2 separate regions of the Homo sapiens genome follow, and region 2 is linked to region 1. Evidence: read pairs that join two places in POLR2A ChIA-PET (ENCODE). Cell type or tissue: IMR-90. All regions are shown on one strand. Each heading gives the region's core, and the rest is flanking DNA. Links, peaks and the distances in the headings are about the cores only.

The links. ChIA-PET counts read pairs that join two places held together with the same protein. Peaks named below come from ENCODE experiments on the same cell type or tissue, not always from the same donor. Only the 100,000 strongest peaks of a DNase experiment are listed, where the experiment ranks them.
Region 2: POLR2A ChIA-PET joins it to region 1 with 11 read pairs; 6 of 35 experiments call an interaction of 5 or more read pairs at or near these places.

What each region holds. Positions count from the first base shown.
Region 1 is chr2:96,174,909-96,177,825 of GRCh38, reverse strand. No RefSeq gene overlaps it. Among named protein-coding and RNA genes, the nearest start is that of DUSP2, 31 kb to the right of the region's middle. RefSeq lists an enhancer at 1,657-1,836. In IMR-90, for the core only: no CTCF peak of the experiment used is centred there; a DNase peak (open chromatin) is centred at 1,695.
Region 2 is chr2:96,231,950-96,234,866 of GRCh38, reverse strand. The region is part of intron 1 of STARD7-AS1 (STARD7 antisense RNA 1); the gene reads right to left. Among named protein-coding and RNA genes, the nearest start is that of SNORA112, 19 kb to the right of the region's middle. RefSeq lists enhancers at 616-765, 776-845. In IMR-90, for the core only: no CTCF peak of the experiment used is centred there; no DNase peak of the experiment used is centred there.

The sequences.
Region 1 (2,917 bases), core at 219-2,718:
GACACTTTCCATTTTTACCTGCGGCCAATGGCCACACTTTCAAAGAACACCAGCTGCTGGGAAATAATTTATATTTTAAGCAGCTATGTGCCCAGTTAAAATTCAGAGGTGATTTGCTGGGCAAGAAAGGGAGAATGGAAATGGAGGACAGCTGGGAGTCTTTGCCAAATTATAGCTGAAAATAACTTTAAATGAATCACTTCAAAGGACCAAATGGTTCAGTTAAAAAGGGAAAAATCGCCAGTAGATGTTTTAGAACTTTCAGTAGTCTAGAACTCAGTAGATGTAGAATTTATTTGGCATCGACATCAAGCCAATTGGCCTGTAATTCATCCCCTTTTTGAAAACCCTAATAGCCTTTGCCCATCTCCAATCAGCGGTGCCTCTTTCTTCAGGAATTTAGACATTTAGTCCTTGTTGAGGACCCTCTGAAGAAATCTGCTTGGCCTCAGTGTCCGGAATAGGACTCTCAGGCATGCTTTTTTTTTTTTTTTTTTTTTTTTTGAGACAGAGTCTCGCTCTGTTGCCAGGTTGGAAGTGCAGTGGTGCGATCTCGACTCACTGCAACCTCCGCCTCCCGGGTTCAAGCGATTCTCCTGTCTCAGCCTCCCAAGTAGCTGGGAATACAGGTGTGTGCCACCACACCTGGCTAATTTTTGTATTTTTAGTAGAGACGGGGTTTCACCATGTTGGCCAGGATGGTCTTGATCTCCTGGTCTCGTAATCTGCTCGCCTCAGCCTCCCAAAGTGCTGGGTTTACAGAGGTGAGCCACTACGCCTTGCTGCACTTGTATTTTTGCTTCATTTCTAGATCCACTTTCTGTCCCTGCCCTTATTTGTGTGTGTGTTTTTTTCTTTCTTATATCTTTCTGTTTCTACTTTTAAACGTCTTGTGTCTGATATTTTTGTTGGCTAATTTGCTCCTCTGTTGGAACACAAGCATTGTCTAGATTAACACAAGTATCTGGCACACTTCCCATTTCCATACGCAAGTGATTGTAGTTGCCTGGGCTGTGGTTCTACATCTGGAGGTCAGGATTCATTTGGAAAGTTTAGGTGATGGGAGAGGAAGAAGGAACTGTTTTGGTATCCAGTTTCCTTTTTTCCGATGTGTTCAATCTTCCCTTTCCATCAGAAGATACAGAAGATACAGAAGTGGGCTGTGCATGGTGTTCACCTGTAATCCCAGCATTTTGGGAGGCCGAGGTGGGCGAATCACTTGAGGTCAGGAGTTCAAAACAAGCCTGGCCAACATGGAGAAACCCTGTCTCTAACAAAATACAAAAATTAGCTGGGCTTGGTGGTGCGCACCTGTGGTTCCAGCTACTGGGGAGGCTGAGGCAGGAGAATCGCTTGAACCTGGGAGGCGGAGGTTGTAGTGAGCCGAGATCGTGCCACTGCACTCCAGCCTGGCGACAGAGTGAGACTCCGTTTCAAAAAAAAAAAAGAAGATACAGAAATGGGAAACTTTGTGGGTGCAGGTTGGGGTGTCCCCAGGTGACTCCGGAGTGGTCAGCTGTGTGCATTTCTGTGTCCCAGGAGCTGCACCTCAGTTCTGTGGGCTGGGAAACTCCACCATGTCAGAGACCAGAGTTGGTTGAACTCAGTGTCTAACCAGGCTCCCAAGAGAAAGACACATTTAGCAGTCCAAGAAATACATGCTGGCAGGATGAGTCAGGCCTTGCTAGCCCGACCAGGGTCATCTCCACTGTAAGCAAAACACATGGGAAGCCCAATCACAGGGTTTCGTGGTGATCATGCAGGCAGGTGAGCATTCGCTTGGCTATATTTGTCCCACTACCACCTTCTGAGCTCGTCAGCAAGCTCCTGCGCAGTCTGGTGTTTTTGTTTTGTTTTGTTTTGTTTTTTGACATTGGAGTCTTGCTCTGTTGCCTAGGCTGGAGTTCAATGGCACAATCTTGGCTCACTGCAACTTCTGACTCCCAGGTTCAAGCAATGCTCCTGCCTCAGCCTCTTGAGTAGCTGGGCTTACAGGTGCATGCCACCATGCCCAGCTAATTTTTATATTTTTAGTAGAGATATGGTTTCACCATGTTGTCCAGGCCGGTCTTGAACTCCTGACCTCAGGTGATCCGCCTGCCTCAGCCTCCCAAAGTGCTGGGATTACAGGTGTGAGCCACAGCACCCGGTCTTTACTTTGTTATTTTTAAATTTTTTTCTTAAAATGTTCTCTGCTTTTGGGGGCTTGGGACTGTTCAGGGTATGTGTGTATATTTCAGTTTGCATTTCCCTAGACAGGATTGAGCCCAATATTTAAACAAATGTAGTTTAATGCTGAAAGGCACTTTAGAGGGCATCAGGTACAGATCTTTCATTTATAAACGATGCTCAGAGCTTAGCATTTGTTCCAAGTCACACAGCTCTTCCCTGGTCTAGAACCTTGGTCTTCTGGGATCCAATGCATTTTCCATTCCACTGTGTAATTTCTTGGCGAAGTTTTCGGAGAAATCTTTAGAATTCATAATATGCATGCCGTAAAGCCTTAAAACCACTCCCAACTACCCTAAGAACACCCTGGACGAGGAGTGTATTAGTTTGGTCATAATCAGCTGCTGTAACAAAGTGCCACAAACTGAGTGGCTTAAACAATAAAAATTTATTGTCTCACATTTTTGGAGGCTGGAAGTCCAAAAGCAAGGTGTGAGCAGGGCTGGCTCCTTCTGAGGGCAGTGAGGGAGAATGTTCTAGAACTCTGTCCCAGCTTTTTGTGGTTGCTGGCGTGTGAGCTGCATCACCCCAGTCCCTGCCTTTGTGTTCCCTGCATGCACGTGTTGCCCACATTTCCTTTTAATAAGGACACCAGTCATATTGCATTAGGGACCACACTACTTCATTATGACTTGATCTTAACTGTATCTGTAACACCCTATCTCCAAATAGGGTCACATTCTGAGAT
Region 2 (2,917 bases), core at 313-2,812, 57 kb before region 1:
TAATTACCACAACCGGACCGGGGATGAGCTCCTAATCCAAGTGAAGGCACTTGATTCTTTCTTTTGGGAGCTTGAAGTGAGGATTCAAAGACATCAGTGTCAATTAGTGCTCAAACTGGAAGGATTTGTAAATTTAGAAACTGGGTCAGACATTTTTCTTTATATAAATGGAAAAGCTGAGAAGATTAGGTAGGGGTTGGGTGAAAGAGTAAAGCAGAAAGGAAGTAGAAAAGTAGAAAGAAAATAAGAGTCCACATAGACTTGGAGTTGCAAAAGAGGAATTACTTAGGTTCCTGTCCTAAGGTTTGAGTCCTCTGAGAAGATGCCCAGATAGGACTAAATGTGCAAGAGATGTGCTGGGAAAACACTTGTGAAGCGAATAGCAGGAAGCCGGAAGAGCCTGGGAGAGCTGCAATGCAGGTGTAGCCCCTGCCAGGAGACAGGAATGGAGGAGGGCTGGGTTGAGGAGGTGTTAGAACGCAGTGTAGTTCTTTCTTTTTCAGAGACAGTCTCCCTTTGTTGTCCAGGCTGGCCTCAAACTCCTGAGCTCAAGCAATTCTCCTCCCTCAGCCTCTTGAGTAGCTGGGACTACACATGCCTAACCATGCCCAGCTTAGAACGTAGTGTAGTTCTAAGAAAGCTCTGCAAGAGCTGATGAGGTGTGCTTGTGCCAAAGCCACCTGTCAGAGGAGTCCCCATATCCCAGAAATGGGCCTGCCTTAGTATGGCAGGCCTGCACTCAGTCACCGGGTGGGAGCAGCTCACAAGAAGGGTGGTCTCAGTGCAAATGCAGTGGCAGAATTTCATAGCCCAGCAGCAGGGGGCCATGTTACGCTCCCCTGCATTCAGAGATGTGAGCAGTGCACTCTCATGGCCACAGCTCCCAATGCCTTTTCAGTTCCTTTTTCTACCACCTTATGATGCGCAAGTGCCTTTCCTGCCTGTGAATTCTGAGCTTCTTGAGACACTCCTGGATCTTTCAAATTCGATTCCATATTTATGCTTAAACTACTTTGAGTGGATTCCAAGTACTTGCAACAAAAACAACAACAAAAAACATAGATTGAAATAGTAACAAGGGGACTATAATCTAAATTTTCTATATAAGAGGGGATGGAAGGAGGTAATAATAATTCTAGCGCTTATTCCTTATACCCTGTAGAGGGTTCTACAGTTTGTAATGTATTTTAGCTTACACAATCTTATTTGAGTCTTACAACAACCTCTGAACACAAGTAAGGCTGGCATCATTATCTGTATTTCACAGATGAGGAAGCTGAGTTTCAGAGACAATACAAATTATGCTGAATTGAAAAAAAATGGAGGCCGGGCGAGGTGGCTCACGCCTGTAATCCCAGCACTTTGGAAGGCTGAGGCAGGTGGATCACCTGAGGTCGGAGTTCGAGACCAGCCTGACCAACATGGAGAAACCCCATCTCTACTAAAAATACAAAATTAGCTGGGCATGGTGGTACATGCCTGAAATCCTAGCTACTTGGGAGGCTGAGGCAGGAGAATTGCTTGAACCCGGGAGGCAGAGGTTGCAGTGAGCTGAGATAGTGCCATTGCACTCTAGCCTGGGCAAAAAGAGCGAAACTCTATTCAAAAAAAAAAAAAAAAAGACAAACCATATAAATGTTAGCCTCTACCTATAAAAGCAGTGAGCCAAAAGCAGCACTGCATTCCTGGAGAGATTGCAGAAATTAGTTCCACCACTAATCAATGATCTGAAAGACACAGAGCTGATGATTTCCATTCAGCTTAGCTCTCTAGCCTGTGCAGATCCAAGATGGATCCAAGAGAATGGCGTGGATTATTATAAACTCAATTAGGTTGTGACTCCAATTGCAGCTGCTATTCTAGGTGTGCCTTCATTCATGAAGCAAATCAATGCATCCCTTGGAGCAAAGTATGCAGCTATTGATCTGATGAATGCTTTTTTCCTCAGCAATTTTTAGTAAAGACCATCAAAAGCAGTTTGCTTTGAGCTGACAGGGCTAGCAATACCTATTCGTTATCCAAACTCAGGACTGTATCAATTCGCAGTCATCTGTCATCATCTAGTTTGTGGAGACCTTGTCCTCTTCTCTACTCCACAGGACATCACATTCATCTAATGTGTTGATAATATGCTGATTAGAAGTAGTAACTATTCTAGCCACCTTGACGAGATATATGTATGCCAGAGGGTGGGAAATAAATCCCACAAACATTCAGTGAACCTTCTGGGGGGCCTAACGGTCTGGGGCATGTTAAGCTGGGCCCTACTACCACTAAGAGGCACAATGCCCAGTGGTTTTGGATTTTGAAGGCAATGTATACCTCATTTCAATGTTCTTCTCTGACCCATTTTCTGAATAACTTAAAAGGCTATCAGTTTTGAGTGGGGCCCAGAAGAAAAGATGACATTGTCATGACAGTTCCTGACTTATGAAGGTTCAACTTAATTTTTTTTACTTCAGCAATGATGCGAAAGCGATGTGCATTCAGTAGAAGCTGTATTTCGAATGCTGGATTTTGATCTTTCCCTAGGTGAGTGATATGTGGTGCGATGCTCTCTCGTGATGCTGGGCAGCAGCAGTGAGTGCAGCTCTGCCAGCCACAGGATCACTAGGCTGGATGACCAATATTCTACAGTGGGCTGTATGGACGGATCACTTTGCCCAACTGTAGGCCAATGTAAGTGTTCTGGGCATGTTTGAGGTAGGCTAGGCTAAGCTATGATGTCCTGTAGGTTAGGTGTATTCAGGGCATTTGCAACTCAGGATATTTTCTTTTCTTTTTCTGAGATAGGGTCTCACTTTGTCTCACCAGGCTGGACTGCAGTGGTGCAAGCATGGCTCTCTGCACCCTCGATCTCCTGGGCTCAAGCCATTCTCCCACCTCAGCCTCCCACGTAGCTGGGACTACAGGCGTG